Linked DNA regions of Homo sapiens: regions 2 and 3 are each linked to region 1. A link is an interaction called in ENCODE POLR2A ChIA-PET data of the cell type or tissue named here. Cell type or tissue: HepG2. All regions are shown on one strand. Links, peaks and the distances in the headings refer to the core of each region. The heading gives the core; the rest is flanking DNA.

Region 1 (6,034 bases), core at 608-5,607:
CTGTGCTTTTAATAACAAGAGCAAGATGATATCCCAGGACAGGTGGGTTCACTGTCCAGGTCACTAGCTCAGAGATTGCACTTGTAGCATCGCAAAGGCATTGAGGGTGGCACCAAGAAGGCCATGCAGGCCCTCGGCTTTGGGATATTCCATACGAACGACCCTCCAGGTTTGACAGATACAGACCTGGGCACCCCAGGGACATTTCTGAATGTAAACAAGAATATGGATAGCAGGGCTTCCTCTTTCCAGCCGCCATTTCATCACAGCACCCTTAGGGCAGCCAGGAACTGTAAAGGTTGTCTGTGAAGACTGCTGCCTGGGCAGATGGGGACCTTCATGCCTAGATCACCAAAGGAGGCATGGATCAAAGTCCAGAGAGTTGAAGTAGCTTGCCCAAGGTCACATAGAAGGTGGGGAGGACCTTGGCTCTAGCAGGCCTGCTCAACAGAGGTTTGTCTCGTCTCTGGTTGTTACTAAGGCTCAAGAAGATCTTGATGCCCTCTCTAGGCCCAGGGGAGTGGGTACAGTACCAATGAGTGATGCCTCCCCTGCTGGTAGCAGGCAGTGGTTAGTGTCCTTGTCACGATTTCTTTTTCTTTTTCTTTCTTTTTTTTTTTTTTTTTTAAGACGGAGTCTCACTCTGTCGCCCAGGCTGGAGTGCAGCGGCGCAATCTCAGCTCACTGCAAGCTCCGCTTCCCGGGTTCACGCCATTCTCCTGCCTCAGCCTCCTGAGTAGCTGGGACTACAGGCGCCCGCCACCGCGCCTGGCTAATTTTTTTTTTTTTTTTTTTGTATTTTTATTAGAGACGAGGTTTCACCGTGGTCTCAATCTCCTGACCTCGTGATCCGCCCGCCTTGGCCTCCCAAAGTGCTGGGATTACAGGCGTGAGCCACTGCGCCCAGCTTCTTTTTCTTTTTTTGAGAAGGAGTTTTTGTCTGTCGCCCAAGCTGGAGTGCAGTGGCATGATCTCAGCTCACCGCCACCTCCACCTCTTGGGTTCAAGCGATTCTCCTGCCTCAGCTTCTTGAGTAGCTGGGATTACAGGCGTCTGCCACCATGCCTGGCTAATTTTTGTATTTTTAGTAGAGATGGGGTTTCACCATGTTGGCCAGGCTGGTCTCAAACTCCTAACCTCAAATGGTCTGCCTGCCTTGGCCTCCCAAAGTGCTGGGATTACAGGCGTGAGCCACTGTAACCGGCCTCGTCACTATTTTATAAATTCCCACTATTTTTTTTATTAGTCAGGATAGTATATGGTGGTAACAAACAAACCTGAAATTGTACTGGCCTATTACCAAATTTATTTTTCACTTACTCATTCACCCCCGACTCAGGGAACTCCCCTGTCAGCTGTCCTCCCTATGGTGACTCAGTGACCCAATCTGCTTTCATCTTGTGGCTTGCCACCTCAATGTGTGGCCTCTAGAACTGCCCCGGGGGAGGGGCACATCGCTGGGACAGGGTATGGAGGATGCAGGCAGATCACACACTGACCCTCAAGTGTCTCACCCCGGTCACTTACAGCCCACTGGCCAGAATTATTCACGTGGCCACGCCTAACTGCAAGGGACTTGGAATGGCAGGGAGGGGTCTCCTGGATAGTCTTGAGCAGTATGTGTCTCTGCCAAGCTCCTAGGCTGGTGGGGCTGGCAAATACGGGCTGCTTTAAGCAGGGGAATGACCACAGGTCTGTGGGGAGGTTGTTAACAGTAGATTTGGGGACCAATATTAGCTTTTAGGTGCTACCCAATTGCTAATTCATCTGCAGGGGTCACTTATTTTTCCTAACCATCTTACTGTAGAATAAAACACACATACACAGAAAACCTCACAAAACAAATGTAGAGTTTAAGCTGAGTAAATAAATGCCTCCGAAGGCAAGAAGGAATTAATCGTTTTAGTTTTTGGACTCAGTGCTGTATTTTGCCATAGCATTTCTAACATAGCTTTGGAAAAGTGAAGTTTTGAATTTCAGAGGTATAATATTCCACTTTTAAACAGAGGGCTGTCTAACCTCGACAGCGAACTTGCAATCTGCCTGTGACCAAGGAGTGAGGAAGTCCTCCCCTCTCACAGTAAATGTTAGGTTGGAAGGTGGGGTTCCTGGGGCCGGCCAGCCAGTGGCCTGGGAAGCAGCTGAGAGCCTCTCCCCATTTTCCCTAACTGTGGACTTGGTTTCTGGATCATCCTGCTTCTTAGGCCCTGGTGCTTCAAGAGAAAGTTGAATTGGCCCCGAGAGGCCACCACACCCACCGTGTGGTCCCTCCTCCAGGCCAAGCTGCAGCCTGGAGGTCAGCCTGACCCTCGGGGACTCCCAGCTCTGGGCAGAAGCCTCATCGTCCCTGCCAAGGTATGTGTCAGCCTCAAGGCAGCACACAATGTTTTGGTAACTTGCAGAGGCTGAATCCTAGAAAGACCGCGTGTTCCTGGCCGCTGGACGCTGGCCTTGGTGATGCTCGCCCCCGTCCCGGAAGCCCGATGCACCTGCTGGGAGTCAGCACCGGGCCGGGCCTTCCAGCCAGCTCTGCCAGCACATATTTCTAGGCTCAAGTCAGACTTGGGAAAGCATGGCCCTCTCCTGGCTCCACATCCTGCTCCCCCTGCACCCATGGAGCAGCTGACCCAGTTTTTGGTAGAAAAATGAAAATCTTTACCAGTCAGATGAGAGGAGAGGAAGCAAATGCCACGCTGCCCTAATTTAGCCCAGACACAACCCTCCTTCTGAGGAAGGGATGAGGAGCTTGGGCCTTCTCACTCTCTCTTTTCAGAGCATTTGGAACAAACTCCCAAAATACCAGAGGCTGAGTGCAAACCTCCTTTGCTGTCATCAAGAGGGAGGATGAATCATGCAAAACACGCAATTTCTATCATCCCAAAATACTGCACATATACTTACATTTAGTGTCATTTTACATGTGCGAGGTATTTTTTTAAAAAATTCTTTTCTCTTTCACTCCTTTTTTTTTTTTTTGCTAAACCAAAAACACCAGCTGTAAAACCCACTGCTTCCTTCCCCGCCAAGTCTGCAGTGGCAGGAGGCGGCGGCAGCAGACAGCAGGGCCCCCTGTGCTCTGAGTCAGGCCTCCCTCTCAGTGGCTCCCTGCCTGCAAAACAAACTTAAAAGCTGGTGAATGGGACGTAGGGGCCCGCAAGCATGCAGGGAGGCCTAAAATATTTGCAGAGGCACACACTGTTCGCAGAATGAAAGGCCACTATGTAAATATCTGGGCCCCGGGTGAGGCGAGGCATTCTGAAAGTGGCTTTTCTGTTAGTCGCATCAAGCCAGCGAGGAAGCAAAGGCATTCATTCAAAAACATCACGCAGGAGCCACACCACAACTTCCTGGCCCCAGAGGGTAGACTCGAAAGGGACCACAGCCCTGAGGCCTGAGTTTCAACCTTTCTCCTTCGCTGCACGTTTCACAGGATGGTTCTGTGACAGCCGACAATGTCAGCTTTTAGGGATAGGCAGACAGGATTGATTTTCTCTCCTTTGGCAGGGAAAAGGCTTTTTTGGAAGACACTCAAAAGGCAACCATAGTTACTGATGGAGCATGGCAAGCATGAGACAGAGGCAGCTATTACCCAGGCTCGACAAAAGAGGAAAAAACGTGGGATGGATTTTGCAACAAGCCCCAAATGTTGATTCCAAGGACCCGAGGATGAGTGTAGAAGCGGAGCAGGCACACCTGACACCCCTCGCGGCATCCCCTTCAGATTCCCGGGAAGTCTCACAGAGACATGAAACCTGGCATCAGCTCCCTGACCAAGATGAGACCATGAACCAGTCAGAATGTTCACGAATCACATTGTCCTGGGGATGCATTTAGAACATTCTTGGATTTCACACCATTCATGTTGCCCCCTCTGAGCCAGAATGGGGCAGACAGCCCCAGGAAGGAAGGAAGGAAATAGTTTTGTTTCACTCAATCTCTGTCAGTGGATAGCCTTCCACTTGGGCAGGAATTATCGTCTAGGTCAGACAGAACCCAGTTTCATCTTCTCTATCCTCCTCTCTCCAAAGCAACAAAGACTGCAATTTCCAGCATACAACAAAGAGAGGGAGAGAGAGAGAGAGAGAGAGAGAGAGAGAGAGAGAGAGAGAGAGAGCGAGCACTAGCTGAAGACACACATCATCTTTTTCAGGTGTTTAATTGCTAGAGGAAGTATCTTCAACAGTGGTAGAAAGGGGAGGGTGCTAAGAGTGGCCGCTCAAAGAAGCGATGTAAACTACATTTGATTCTCTGGTTTAATCAGAGATTTTAAGAGCTGAGCAGAAGATCCAACTGTAGGCTGGCTCAGAAATACCCCAGATAATGCTCACCAGGCATGAACATCTGAGCTAGACGGGCATAGATCCACAAGCGGAAGCTGCCAGCACCCAACTGGGAGGCTTAGGACAAGGCATTTGCCTTGTCTGATGGCCAAGGTCAAGCCTGGATAGAGGGCTCTCCATGCAATGGAAAAAATACCAACAAGGGGCCAGAGAAAAGAGAGTAGAGCCTGAAGGGGAGAAAACTGCCCTCAAGGGCCAGAGGTAGCAGGTCTCTCTGAACATTACTACTCTACAAGAAACAGAGGCTCATCTTAGATGACTGCAATTTAGGGTCCTCTGAATGACACAAGAAGATATGGCTTCAACGGAACTGGCCTAAGAAGGAAGGGGAATGACAAAACAGTCTAAGACGAGATACAAAGGGAGCTGTCTAAAATAAGAAGGCAATACAAAGTAACCAAAAATAGAAGACCAGAGTCAAAGCTGCAGTTGAAGGGAATGAGAGCAGAATTGACTACAAAACAGCCTGTTAACCAAGAGAGGAAGAGGCCACACACTTTGTTCTCAGGATCTCTGTACACTCTTAAAAATTACTAAGGAGGCCGGGCACAGTGGCTCACGCCTATAATCCCAGTACTTTGGGAGGCCAAGGTGGGAGAGTTGCTTGAGCCCAGGAGTTTGAGGTTAGTGTGCTACGATTGCACCACTACACTCCAGTTGGGGAGACAGAGGGAGACCTTGCTTCAAAAAAAGAGAAAGAAATAACTACATTTGCCAAATAAAAAATATTTTAGAGAACAGAAATACTGGCTTATATTTTGAAAACCTTTAATTAATAGAAGACAGCTGGATTCTCATATCTGCTTCTGAGTTCAATCTGTTGTAATGTGTTGTTTTGATTGAAGTATATGAAGAAAACCTGACCTTAGACAGATATGTTGTTGGAAAAGGGAAGAGAGTTTAATAGTCTTTTGAGAGATCCTTGTAGGTAGTCTTCTTTGATACTCTGCCAAAACTCATAGGTAATAATTTCTTAAAGGTTAGTCGTGGGAGGTTGGGTGCAGTGGCTCATGCCTGTAATCCCAGCACTTTGGGAGGCCGAGGCAAGCAGATAACCTAGGGTCGGAAGTTCAAGACCAGCCTGGCCAACATGGCAAAACCCCTTGTCTACTAAAAATACAAAAATTAGCTGGGTGTGGTGGCAGGTGCCTGTAATCCCAGCTACTCGGGAGTCTGAGGCATGAGAATAGCTTGAATCCAGAAGGTGGAAGCTGCAGTGAGCTGAGATCGCACCACTGCACTCCAGCCTGGGTGACAAGAGCGAAACTCCGTCTCCAGGAAAAAGAAAGGTTAGTTGTGGAATCTAAAACCACATCACTTGGTTACATCAAAATTCATTATGGGGGCTGGGCGCAGTGGCTCACGCCTATAATCCCAGCACTTTGGGAGGCCAAGGCAGGAGGATCACTTCAGGTCAGGAGTTCGAGACCAGCCTGGGCAACATGGGGGAAACTCTGTTTCTACTAAAAACACAAAGATTAGCCAGGCATGGTGGTGTGTGCCTATAGTCCCAGCTACTTGGGATGCTCAGGCACGAGAGTCGCTTGAACCCGGGAGTCAGAGGCTGCAGTGACCCAAGATCACACCACTGCATTCCACAGCCTGGGCGGCAGAGTGACACTATCTCAAAAAAACAAAACAAAGCAAAACAAAACAAAACAAACAAAAAATACTAAAACAAAAACCCAACGTTC
Region 2 (6,034 bases), core at 276-5,275, 110 kb before region 1:
GCTGTTAATAGTTTATTGAATTCTATAAAGTACTAGAATAGGGAAGAATGCTTTTATTGTACTTTTAACAGATTTTTCCTGCAGATTCATCACCTCAGGTAGCCATGCAATAACTGTTAATAGATTATAACAAAGATAGAGAAAGAGGCCTCATTGTAAATAAACAAAGCATTTTAGTCTGTTCTAACAGATTGCAACCTATTAATCATTTGTGTTAGCTTTCCAGGGAAACCTCCATTTAAATATGGATTTATCTGCTTCACAAGTTTCATTAAGGGTCATTATTCTTATATATTTATATTAATAATTGCAGGAGAGAAAAATATTACAGCATTTTTTTTTTTTTTTAGATGGAGTTTTGCTGTTGTTGCCCAGGCTGGAGTGCAATGGTGCCATCTTGGCTCACTGCCACCTCTGCCTCCCGGGTTCAAGTGATTCTCTTGCCTCAGCCTCTCGAGTAGCTGGGATTACAGGCATGCGCCACCACACCCAGCTAATCTTGTATTTTTATTTTTTATTATTTTTATTTATTTACTTAATTTTTTTTTTTTTGAGATGGAGTTTTGCTGTTGTTGCCCAGGCTGGAGTGCAATAGTGCGATCTCGGCTCACCGCAACCTCCGCCTCCCAGGTTCAAGCTATTCTCCTGCCTCAGCCTCCTGAGTAGCTGGGATTACAGGCATGCATCACTACGCCCGGCTAATTTTGTATTTTTAGTAGAGATGGGGTTTCTCCATGTTGGTCAGGCTGGTCTCGAACTCCTGACCTCAGGTGATCCGCCTGCCTCGGCCTCCCAAAGTACTGGGATTACAGGCATGAGCCACCGCACCTGGCTAATTTTGTATTTTTAGTAGAAACGAGGTTTCTCCATGTTGGTCAGGTTGGTCTTGAACACGGGACCTCAGGTGATCCGCCCACCTTGGGCTCCCAAAGTGCTGGGATTACAGGCATGAGCCACCACTCCTAGCAATATACTCTTTATAACCTCACTACAACCACCTCAGATAGGCATTATTATTCACACTTTAAGCATGGAGAAACTGAAGCTCAGGGAAGTTAGGTAACTTGTGCCAGGTCACACAGCAAGTTAAGTACTGGAGCTGGGTTTGGAAACTGAACATTATGTCTCTAGGGCTGAACACTTACCTATTAAGCTATTATCTCAACTGCAAGTTTGATCATAAGACAGAATATTTACTTACTAATTAAGATGTACAAATGGGTAGGTTAGAGATTTTGGCTTTAGTCCTTACTCTGATATTTTAGCCAACTTTCTTCGTGACTCATTTTTTTTTTAACCTGTCAAATGGGAAAATAGCACTTACCTATTGTATGCAACCTATTTTTACCTATCTTTATTATTATGATAATAGATGTTAAAGTACTTTGAAAAGACAAATACTATACAAATGTAAAGTGCTACTACGATTATTTTTCTAAATAACAGAGGGCACTACACCTGTCTTCTGTCTTGGTGGGGTCAAGGTCTAGATTGACATTCTAATTCAACAAACATTTCCTTCTTTCTTTCTTTCTTTCTTCTTTTTTTTTTTTTTTTTTTTTTTTTTTTTTGAGACAGGGTCTCAGTCTGTCACCCAGGCTGGCTGGAATGCAGTGGCGCAATCTCAGCTCACTGCAGCCTCAACAGCCCAGGCTCCAGAGATCTTCCCACCTCAGCTTCCTGAGTAGCTGGGGGTTACAGTAGCTTCCCGAGTAGCACCCGGATAATTTTTTTTTTTTTTGAGACGGAGTCTCGCTCTGGAGGCTCTGTCGCCCTGGCTGGAGTGCAGTGGCATGATCTCTGCTCACTGCAACCTCCACCTCCTAGGTTTAAGCGATTCTCCCTTCTCAGCCTCCTGAGGAGCTGGGACTACAGACGAGTGCCACCACGCCCGGCTAATTTTTGTATTTTTAGTAGAGATGGGGTTTCACCATGTTGGCCAGGCTGGTCTCAAACTCCTGACCCTGTGATCCACCCGCCTCGGCCTCCCACGTGCTGGAATTACAGGCGTGAGCCGCCGCGCCTGGCCGCACCCGGCTAATTTTTTCAATTATTTGTAGAGGCGGTGTTTCGCCATGTTGCTCAGGCTGGTCTCAAACTCCTGGGGTCAAGCTACCTGCCCGCCTCAGCCTCCCAAAGTGCTGGGATTATAGGCGTGAGCCCCCACGCCTGGCCAACAAACACTTAAGTGTCTTCTATGAACCTAGCAAGTGCTTGGCACTGCTTCTGTTGAGTGCACAGCCCCAAGCGGAAGACAAACATTAAATACGCAATTATACAAATATGATAAAGTTTTATATTGTGTCTTGAAGGAAATAAACCCCTTGTTAGGAAAGAGAATGAGAGAGTGGACTTGGAGGAAATGACTTTTTCTCCACTGGGAGAGGGAAGAGTGGAAAACATGGAGAGGGGAGTGCTGTGCATGAGTCATGGTGGGAGAGATACCAGCCCAAGGTTGGGTCACTCAGGGCCTTGGGGGCTCTGTATTGGGCTTTGTACTTTATCCCAAGTGCAACAGAAAATCCTTTTTTTTTTTTTAACTTTTTTTTTTTTCTACTCTTGTTGCCCAAGCGGCAGTGCTGCAGTGGCGCAATCTCGGCTCACTGCAACGTCTGCCTCCTGGGTTCAAGCGATTCCCCTGTCTCCCAAGTAGCTGGGATTGCAGGCGCCCACCACCGCACCCAGCTAATTTTTGTATTTTTAGCAGAGACGGGGTTCACCATGTTGGCCAGGCTGGTCTGGAACCCCTGACCTCAAATGATCCGCCCACCTCGGCCTCCCAAAGTGCTGGGATTACAGACGTGAGCCACCGCGCCCGGCCAGAAAATCCTAAGGGGTTAGGAGCTGAGGCCTAGAATGGTCAAAGAGTTGGAGGTGTTTGCAAAAGTGATTTCATTGATGACCCGTGATGTCTGGGTTGAAAAGGGGAGAGTGAAGAGAGGAGGGGACTGCAGGATGGAGAGAAAGCAGCAGGGCTTGGACTGAAGAGCTTGCTAAGCTGAAAGGACTGTTGCTGCGGGGGTTACTTGAGAGCACGGAAGGAGAGGAGAGCGTGTTTGAATGAGTGAGGAAGGCTGTGAAGTTTCTGGTCCATGTTGTGATCACGGGAGTGGGTGGTGGTAACAGAGCAGAAGGAAGTGTAGCTGGGAATGTGAAGTGAGAAAGCTAAAAGGCCAGAATGGCTTGACAGAACCAGAGAGCAAGTTCCAATTCACGGGAGGCTCAAGCGCCTGGGTTTTGTACAGGGCTGACCCCTGCTGGTAAATTCTGGTAGAAGCCCAGGAAGCCACGCTGCTCGCTTAGGAGAACCTGAGAAGTGTGGTAACAGCGGTCACAGGCAGCAAAGGAAGAGGGCTGTTTTTCCTTAGACATAACATTTTCATTTTTGAAATGTCTCTGCCAGTTTTAGGCTTAGAATGTCCTCACAACTAAAGCATTCTTTGTAAATAATCCCCAACTCATGTTATCAAATGATGAAAATGCAATGTATGAATAATAGGGAGAAAAATTTCTCCGTGAATTGTCTTTTCACTTTCTTAGTAAACATATATGTAATAAAATGCACACATCTCAACTGTAGAGCTAGATGAAACTGTAGAAATGTATAAGCCCATTACGTAACAAATGTAATCATCACCCAGATTAAGTTAGAGCATATTCCAGTAGATCTCCCCAAAACCTCCCTCTTGTCCACTCACTACTTACCCTACTATCTTGACTTCTAACAGCATAGATTAGTTTTGCCTGTTGTTGAAAGTCATATAAATGGAATCAAACTGTATGCATTCTTTTGTATTTTGTTTCTTTTCTTTTTCTTTTTTTTTTTTTTTTTTTTTTTTGAGATGGAGTCTCGCTCTGTCGCCCAGGCTGGAGTGCAGTGGCGCAATCTCAGCTGACTACAACCTGCACCTCCCGGGTTCAAGTGATTCTCCTGCCTCAGCCTCCCAAGTAGCTGGGATTACAGGCGCATGCCACCATGCCCAGCTAATTTTTTGTATTTTTAGTAGAGATGGGGTTTCACCGTGTTAGCCAGGATGGTCCTGATCTCCTGACCTTGTGATCCGCCCGCCTCAGCCTCCCAAAGTGCTGGGATTACAGGCGTGAGCCACTATGCCCTGCCTGTATTTTGTTTCTTTGACTTAACATATGCCTGTGAAATTTACCCACATTGTGGTAGTAGTTCATTCTTTTTTAAAAAATTGCATTAAAAAATATGCTACCATTATTTATCCATTCTTTTTTTTTTTTTTTTTTGAGACGAGGTCTTGCTGTGTCACCCAGGCTGGAGGGCAGTGGTGGGATCTCAGCTCACTGCAACCTCCACCTACCAGCCTCAAGCAATCCTCCCACCTAAGCCTCCCAAGTAGTAGCTGAGACTACAAGTGTGCACCATCACAACTGGCTAATTTTTGTGGGTTTTTTTGGCTAGAGATGGGGTTTTGCCATGTTGCCCAGGCTGGTCTTAAACTTCTGGGCTCAAGCAATTCTCCCAGCTCAGCCTCCCAAAGTGCTAGGGTTACAGATGTGAGCCACTGTGCCAGGCCCACTATTTATCCATTTCTATTACTGATTAAAATTTGGATTGTTTCCAGATTATGACTATTATGCTCCTATGGCCATCCATCCATATGTCTTCTGTTAATTGTATGTGTGTGTATATGTATATATGTATTGTGTATGTATATGTATACACACATACATATGTGTACAGATATGTATGTCTATATACACACATACACACACATGCACACATATACACACACACATATGTTTGGTTAGTTGCCAGGTCACTTTAAGTAGGCAACAGAAAGGACCTCAAGAGAACTCCTTGGAGAATCTGACTTGAGGTCCTTAGAGTTTGTGTAGTACAGAGATGAGTTCTGAAAACATTCTCCAGGCCAAAGTGGCCAGAGGTGGCAGAGTAGAGAGGGCTGTGTTAGATGTGGACTACACGCCCTCTGAGGACAGGGCAAAGTACGGGTGGTTCTTATGGACCAAATGTGGATCCTGGGTCCCTCTTGGATCCTTCCCTAGAAAGACCATGGGATCCCAAAAGAGAGGTGGCCTGAAAGATGACAGGGAGCGGTCAAAATGGCAGTCAGATGAGAGGCATTACCAGGAATCTCTGAGGGACTCAAGGAGGGGAAGCCCTGGGATCTCCATCCCCTAGGGGGTACCTTCATGGGGTACCTGTCAGTAAGATCTTTCTGTCCCTTCCTGTCCCAGAAGAGGAGCTGGAGACAACATAGTGAGGGCCGGGGAAGAGGAGGACAGCCACAGTGGGAAAAGAGGACCAGAAGCTATCCATGACTTCTCCCCGACTGTCGGCTTCCCAGCCTGAAGCAGCTCAGAGCTGGGAGACTGACAGAAGCTCCAAATCAGGTAAGGATGTGGAGTTGTGATTAAGACACTAATCTAACTATTTAATTACTAAAATATCCCTGATAAAATCTTCTGCCCCAAAACTTGCTTCCCCTGCTGAATTCCTCACTTCACCTAATTGCAACTCCATCCCTCCAGTTGCTCAGGTCCGCAGCCATCAAGTGATCCTTCTGTTTTCATTCACATCCCATATTCCATGCATGAGAAAATCCTGCCGTCTCTACTTCAGTATGCTTCATGTTCTGAAATGGGAGAGTGGTCGAGTAAGTTTTTGGTGTTTACTGTATTTTGGATGTCCTGAATTATTCATTGTTGGCCAACATTCAGGAACTAAGCATTAGTACAGCTTGTAGATTTTCTGATTTCCTTATTTATTTATTTATTGAGACAGGAATCTTATTCTGTCACCTAGGCTGCAGTGCAGTGGCATGATCTCAGCTCACTGCAGCTTCAACCTCCTGAGCTCAAGCAATCCTCCTGCCTCAGCCTCCCCAGTAGCCGGGACTACAGGCATGGGCCATCAATGCCTGGTTAATTTTTTGAGGAGATGGGGTTTTGCCGTGTTTGCCCAGGCTGGTGTTGAACTCCTGGACTCAAGTGATCTGCCCACCTCAGCCTCCCAAAGTGTTGGGATTGAGCCACAGGAGTGAGG
Region 3 (6,034 bases), core at 276-5,275, 230 kb after region 1:
TTCGGGTTTAAGATCAATGGGAACATTTAAAAAATGAATTGCTCATATAATTATTGCTTGAAAGTCCATCTCTTCTGTTTGACTGTAAGCTTTCTGAGGGCAGAGCCTATGTCTTTATTTGCTCACTGTTTTATCCCTGGGCTTTAGCATGGTGCCTAACACATAGCAGAAATTCAATAATTTTTTTATTGAATGAATTTGGCATAATTAGACAATGTGGGGTATTGCTAGATGTTAAAATTTGAAAAAAAATCTGAATGTGTGCAACATAAAAAACAAAACCCCAATGATTTATCTTTATAGCTCCAAAATGTCATTATTAGCTTAAGAATATATTTTTGTGTGACAAGCAAGTTGATTTGCTTATTAAATTATTAATTGATATGTTTAGAGGGCTACAGACCTTGTAAAACATTGGAGGAGGTTTTGTTTTTTTTTTTTTTAACCCCCTTCTTAACTCAAAAAAGTCTAAGGAGGGAGAAAGAAAAAGCTGATTTTTCAGCTGTTTGTTTTCTTTTTCCTCCCAACACTCTGAGGTTTCTACGTGCTGTTAAAACAGGGCCAAGAATCCCTGGCTTGGATTCTGTCTTTCCTTGGGGGCAGAAGTTTCCCTCTCAGGCCTCCGGGGTCTTTCCAGTCTGCAGTCTTCAAATATGGGCTGACCAACCCAGAAATGATATTTTTTGTTGACTAACTCCAGGCACATATGTTCTTTCGTGGAGGGATATTTTTGAAAGAAAGGCTGCACAGTTTCCATTTGCAAGAGAAGAGTATATTTTCAGAAGCTTCTATGGGAGGGAGACTGACCTTTGCTCTAACACAGAGAGTCTTCTTCAATCTGGGATTTTATGGGGAACCTCATCTATTTTCTTTCTTCTTCTTTCCTGCTGGAGCTAGTTTCCTCTGTTCTCTGGTTAAACATTTTTATTGGATGGATTTTACAATGGGGAGGAACACATACTTTTTTGTTGAAAGACCATCTCCAGCTAATGGAATCTAATCGGGCCAAGGGAATAAAATTTGGGAATTCAATTTCCTCAAACTGAGTCGACACTTCACTGCTCCTGTTTCATGCACTTTGAAATATGGCGTGTTCATGTTTGAAGGCACAGAGAGAGTTGAGCTCATTCTTAAGTGAGACATTCTAGGCAAGAAATAGCTAGAACTAATATTAAAATCGTCAACTGTAAACGCCCCTTCTACCCCAACAAAAGACAACAGTATGTGAACTAAACCCCTCCCTTCTATACGGATGCTGCAGAGAAACCCCCTGTTGTCCTTTGGGAACAATGGTTGGAATAAGTATGTAATGAGTGGGGGTGAGGAGAAGAGTTTGAAATTAAAAAAAAAAAATGTTTCATGTGGTAGATCAGAAGCTGACCAATAAAATATTGCAACATTTATACCAACCAACCCTATGGTTATGGTTGCAACTGTACGTAATTATATCTCATTTTCATTTCATTTATTTTTAAAGAGCTTAGAGATTTCTCTTTCAGCTAAAAACAGTATAGGGCGTTTCATTGATGATTGGGAGAGGGAGGGTGGAAGTGTGGTAACAGAGTCACCTTGTTACTGTGCACTTGGGATATATGCTTTGGTCCATGACAGCTGAGCATAGAACGACCTCATTCAGGAACAAATATCGTCTAAAGATTTTGTCTAAGAAACCCAGTGCTATGTACCCCCTAGTTATTTACAGAGAAACACAATAATTTCTATAAAACTGAATGTGTAAACAAAAATTAAAATCCAGCCTCAAGAAAGGAAGAGCATCTTCTCTAGTCTGTCTGTGTAGGCCCCTCCCCAGTGGAACTTCAAATTCCTTTCCCAATCCTATTTGCCACTCTCCCCACTCAGAAAACCTTTTCTCAAGGAAACTTGCCCACACCTCCACTCACATATTCATGGAGAAATACTCCTAGTCTTGAGCGTTAGAATGCTATTGTGTGAATGTTGCATTTTGATTTATTAATAGGACATTTGAATCCATCTTTACTCTCAATCATTCAGCATATTTCTAATCTAATTTTATACACCAGTTTATAATTGTTCTCATTAAAGAGCTGTGGAACAGCCTGACTTTAAAAGGAAAGTAATGGAAATAGAGAAAGGAGAAATCAGGGTAACTGGGCAGAGACAATATCCGTTCTTTCATTTTTATATAGAAATAGAATTTTCAGCTGAGCATAGGGCTGCCCAGCTAAGATGACAAGAAGACCAATCTGCCTTGTAGCTAGGACCAAGTTTTGGCCAATGGGATGGGCAGAAGTGATGTGTGCAGCTTCTAGGTCATGCCTTTAAGGGGAGGACACTTCTGCTGAACTTCCCCTATCTCCTACTGCCAGTGACAGAGGTGTGGATGTCAGCATGAGACATCCTAGACCATGCAGATAAGGACTATGCCCATGGATGGCAGATCAACAACATAGCAAGCACCTGAGTCTCAATCCTGGGCACTACTGTGTCAGCCCTAGATATACCCAGACTATTACATAAAAGGGAAATTACATTCTCTCTTGTCTAAACTACAGTTGTTTTAGATCTCTTTTGGAGCAGCCAAGCCTGTGTCTGACACTGAAGAATTTTATTACATTCTTCAGCCCTGGAGAATTTCATTAAAGAGACCTCCTTGCAAAGTTGGTAATCTCCACACATTTTGCTTTGCTTATCTAGGCAGGTCAAGTCCAAAGTGCATTTTTCCAAACGCTTCTGCTCCTCTTTCTGCCTAGGAGTACTCTTATCAGTGCTTGGGGTGGGGGTGCTGAACTGAACCATGAACTTAGGAAGTTAAGCTATCTCTGTGGGAGTCACGGGTGCTGGATGAGAGCAGGATAAGCAAGCTACTAGAAAGAGAGACACAAGAGGGCTCCCAAGCCAAAAGGACTTGAGGCCTTGAGCCTTCAGGGAAATGGATGCATCTGAAGACAGAGTGGCCCTCGAAGCAGGACTGGTTGGCCGCAAAACAAGAGAAATGGTGGTGGTGTCATCCTTGCTTTGCAGGAAGAATACTCTCACTGAGCTCTCTTAGAGTACTTCTGGCCTCAGTAGCCTGCAGGAATGGAAAGGAAAGGGTTTGTCAAGACAGCTCTGTGTGAGCAATGTGCAGCAGGCTCTTCTCAGGCTGAGGCCATTAATCTTTCATTCATTGAATCACCTTTGCTCTGATGTCTCATTCACCAAGCCCTCTTCTGCTGCAATTTGGTTTCACACCTGGATCTCCTACAATGAAAGTGCTGATCATAGAGACTTTGAGCCTTTCTGGTCTTTGTGATGTGGATGGCTCATGGCAAATAAATAAAGTCGCTGCAGGTCAGGATTTGGCTTCCCAAGTTGCTTGCATAAAGAGTGAATAATGCAGATCTTGCTGCAGGTGATTTGGGCCCAGGTGGAGTTATGTTTCTCTTTGTACCATAATGCATTTGCATTCTGGTGTCTGCCTAAGGCTTGGGTCCTTTTCTGTAGAATGAGACCATTTTTTAGCCCTGATAACCCCTCAGGGAGTCTCTGAGACCACTTAATACATTAAAAATCCACCATGGGTTCCTGCCCTTGTCTACCAGTTTTCCCTTGGACTAATGGCTGGAAGTTTTTTATGTTTGATGAGTGTGACATTAGATGGACAAGTTCACCCCATGCCTATTCCCTGAGTTATATTCAGCTCTAGGACACTTGCCCTTACCCTGTGCCTTTTTCTTCTTCCACTGAAAAGAGCATATGAGAATGTAAGGAGGCTTTCCATCCAGGAGAGAAAGCCTGGGATCCTCTCTAGGTGGTAATGAGAAAGGTTAACTTTTGCAAAGCAACATATTCCTTCTGCCATGCTTAACCTTGATGGGGTCACATTCCAGTGTGGGGAGGCTGCTGTTGTAAAGTGGGGGACCCCCTTCTACCCTGGTCTGCTCTCTCTCTGCTGAGAGCCAGGGATATTGCTAGATTTGGCAAAGCATAATGTTCTGGCTCTTTATGAGCGTATGCTAAAGTATTCAGTCTTTTTTCTAGGTGAGTTCATTTTGCTTTGAGACAAAAATCTTAGCATTTGCCCTTGATTTTTTACCCTAATTTGCAATTTTAATATTATTTGTGATTAATTTTTTAAAAAGCTTTTCATTTTCTAGTCTAAATTAATTATAGTCTTTTATTTTGGAGAATAGAAAGCTATGTATTTTCAGCTTGAAATATGTTAGAATGATGAGTGGGGAAATAGTTTTGTTTAATGGAAAGAGCACGTGTTTTAGTGTCAGATTTTTAGCGGTGTTTGCGATATAGCACTTTATCGTTCTGAGCCTTGATTTCTTCATCTTTTAGTTAAAAGGGGATTTTTGCAGGACTGTTGAGATAATTAGATACTGTTTGTAAAGCACCAGCCAGGGCCTGGGATGGAGGACATTAACAGATGATGCCCTCCTTTATCTTTCTGTACAGCGGGTGTGCCCCAGAGCAATGCAAGGATCAACCATAGATGCCCAGGTTGTCCTAAACTTTCAGGAATCCCCATTTGAAGGTGACTCCATAGGTTTTCTAGGCTGAGTTTTGGGAGTTTCTGGTAGTGGTGGCAGAAATGGAGTTGGAGGAACAATGTGTGTGTGTGTGTTTGTGTGTGTTTGTGTGACAGAGACAGAGAGACTGCCCAGTTTTAGGGATTTCAAGGGAAGGAGCTGTTTTAGCTTGATCTTATACAACATCCCTGTGATATCAAAAACTTGGGGCTGGGCGTGGTGGCTCATGCCTGTAATCTCAGCACTTTGGGATGCTGAGGCAGGCAGATCACCTGAGGTCAGGAGTTCGAGACCAGCCTGACCAACATGGAGAAACCCTGTCTCTACTAAAAATGCAAAATTAGCTGGGCGTGGTGGTGCATGCCTGTAATCCCAGCTACTCGAGAGGCTGAGGCAGGAGAATCTCTTGAACCCGGGAGGAGGAGGACACGGTGAGCCGAAATGACACCATTGCACTCCAGCCTGGGCAACAAGAGTGAAACTTGGTCCAAAAAGAAACAAACAAACAAACAAACAAACAAACAAAAAAAAACTTCGGTTCTGTGTCCATTTTCTGTAGCTGAAGAAACAAAAAAAGAAACTTGGGTTCTGTGAAGATAAATCAGCTCAGCACTGGGTGCTGTTAACAGGAAGGGAGTGGGATCAATTGGCCAGTCACAGATGGATGGGGAGAGGCAGGAGAATGACCACCTGTGCCAACAGTGGAGAGGCTCTGGAAGGTCCCCATGCCCCTCAATGTTCCTAAATGTTTCTTCTCCTGCATACTAATCTGAAATAACTGAAACGCCACAAGTTATTTTTTTTTCCTCTCTCTGGAATCCTTGTGTCTTTCTTTCTTTCTTTTTGTGCTCCCTGTAACTACACACCCAGGTAGCTCCTTCTGAAATGGTGCTGTGTCTGGGACTAGTTTGGAGAAATCTGGAAAACTTGCTCATGACTGTATTTAAGTCACTTTGTCTCTCTGGGCCTCTTAAAATTAGTCACTTATTGAATCTCTGCCAGAGCCAACCAGATCCACAATTCTAAATGTAAAAGATTGTTATCCACAGAGTTGGCTTCTGGAGTGGGCATCTTCAGCCATCCTAGGGAACTGTGGGTGGGTAAAGGTTGCACGGGATGCTGAAGACAAACTTGAGTCACTTCTCAGGCAGGCCCCAGCCTCACTGTGGGTGCCTTTAAGGCAGCAGTACCCAATCTTTTTGGCATCAGGGACTGGTTTTGTGGAAACCAATTTTTTCTATGGATGGGAAAATGGGACTGGTTTCAGGATGAAACTGTTCCACCTCAGATCATCAGGTATTAGATTCTAATAAGGAGCATGCAGCCTAGATCCCTTGCATGCACAGTTCACAATAGGGTTCTTTCTCCTAAGAGAATCTAATGCCACCGCTGATGTGACAGGAGGCAGAGCTCAGGCGGTAATGCTCTCTTGCCCGCTGCTCACCTCCTGCTGTGTGGCCCAGTTTCTGACAGGCCATGGACTAGTACAGTGGGTTGGGGATCCCTGCTTTACGGGAAAGGTACAAAGGGAGTTT

What was found. Peaks named below come from ENCODE experiments on the same cell type or tissue, not always from the same donor. Only the 100,000 strongest peaks of a DNase experiment are listed, where the experiment ranks them.
Region 2: POLR2A ChIA-PET joins it to region 1 with 5 read pairs; 2 of 35 experiments call an interaction of 5 or more read pairs at or near these places.
Region 3: POLR2A ChIA-PET joins it to region 1 with 5 read pairs; 2 of 35 experiments call an interaction of 5 or more read pairs at or near these places.

The regions. Positions count from the first base shown.
Region 1 is chr2:65,298,044-65,304,077 of GRCh38, forward strand. No RefSeq gene overlaps it. Among named protein-coding and RNA genes, the nearest start is that of ACTR2, 73 kb to the left of the region's middle. RefSeq lists an enhancer at 2,787-2,896. In HepG2, for the core only: no CTCF peak of the experiment used is centred there; DNase peaks (open chromatin) are centred at 1,385, 2,390 and 3,188; H3K4me3 peaks cover 2,151 bases.
Region 2 is chr2:65,184,188-65,190,221 of GRCh38, forward strand. It overlaps LOC124907779 (a long non-coding RNA gene), which reads right to left. Exons shown (of 2, transcript XR_007086461.1): 2 at 5,403-5,624. Among named protein-coding and RNA genes, the nearest start is that of ACTR2, 41 kb to the right of the region's middle. In HepG2, for the core only: CTCF peaks have their summits at 3,254 (motif pointing left) and 4,882; DNase peaks (open chromatin) are centred at 1,634, 2,454 and 3,234; H3K4me3 peaks cover 2,065 bases; H3K27me3 peaks cover 505 bases.
Region 3 is chr2:65,525,198-65,531,231 of GRCh38, forward strand. No RefSeq gene overlaps it. Among named protein-coding and RNA genes, the nearest start is that of LINC03050, 74 kb to the right of the region's middle. In HepG2, for the core only: a CTCF peak has its summit at 2,877 (motif pointing right); a DNase peak (open chromatin) is centred at 2,754.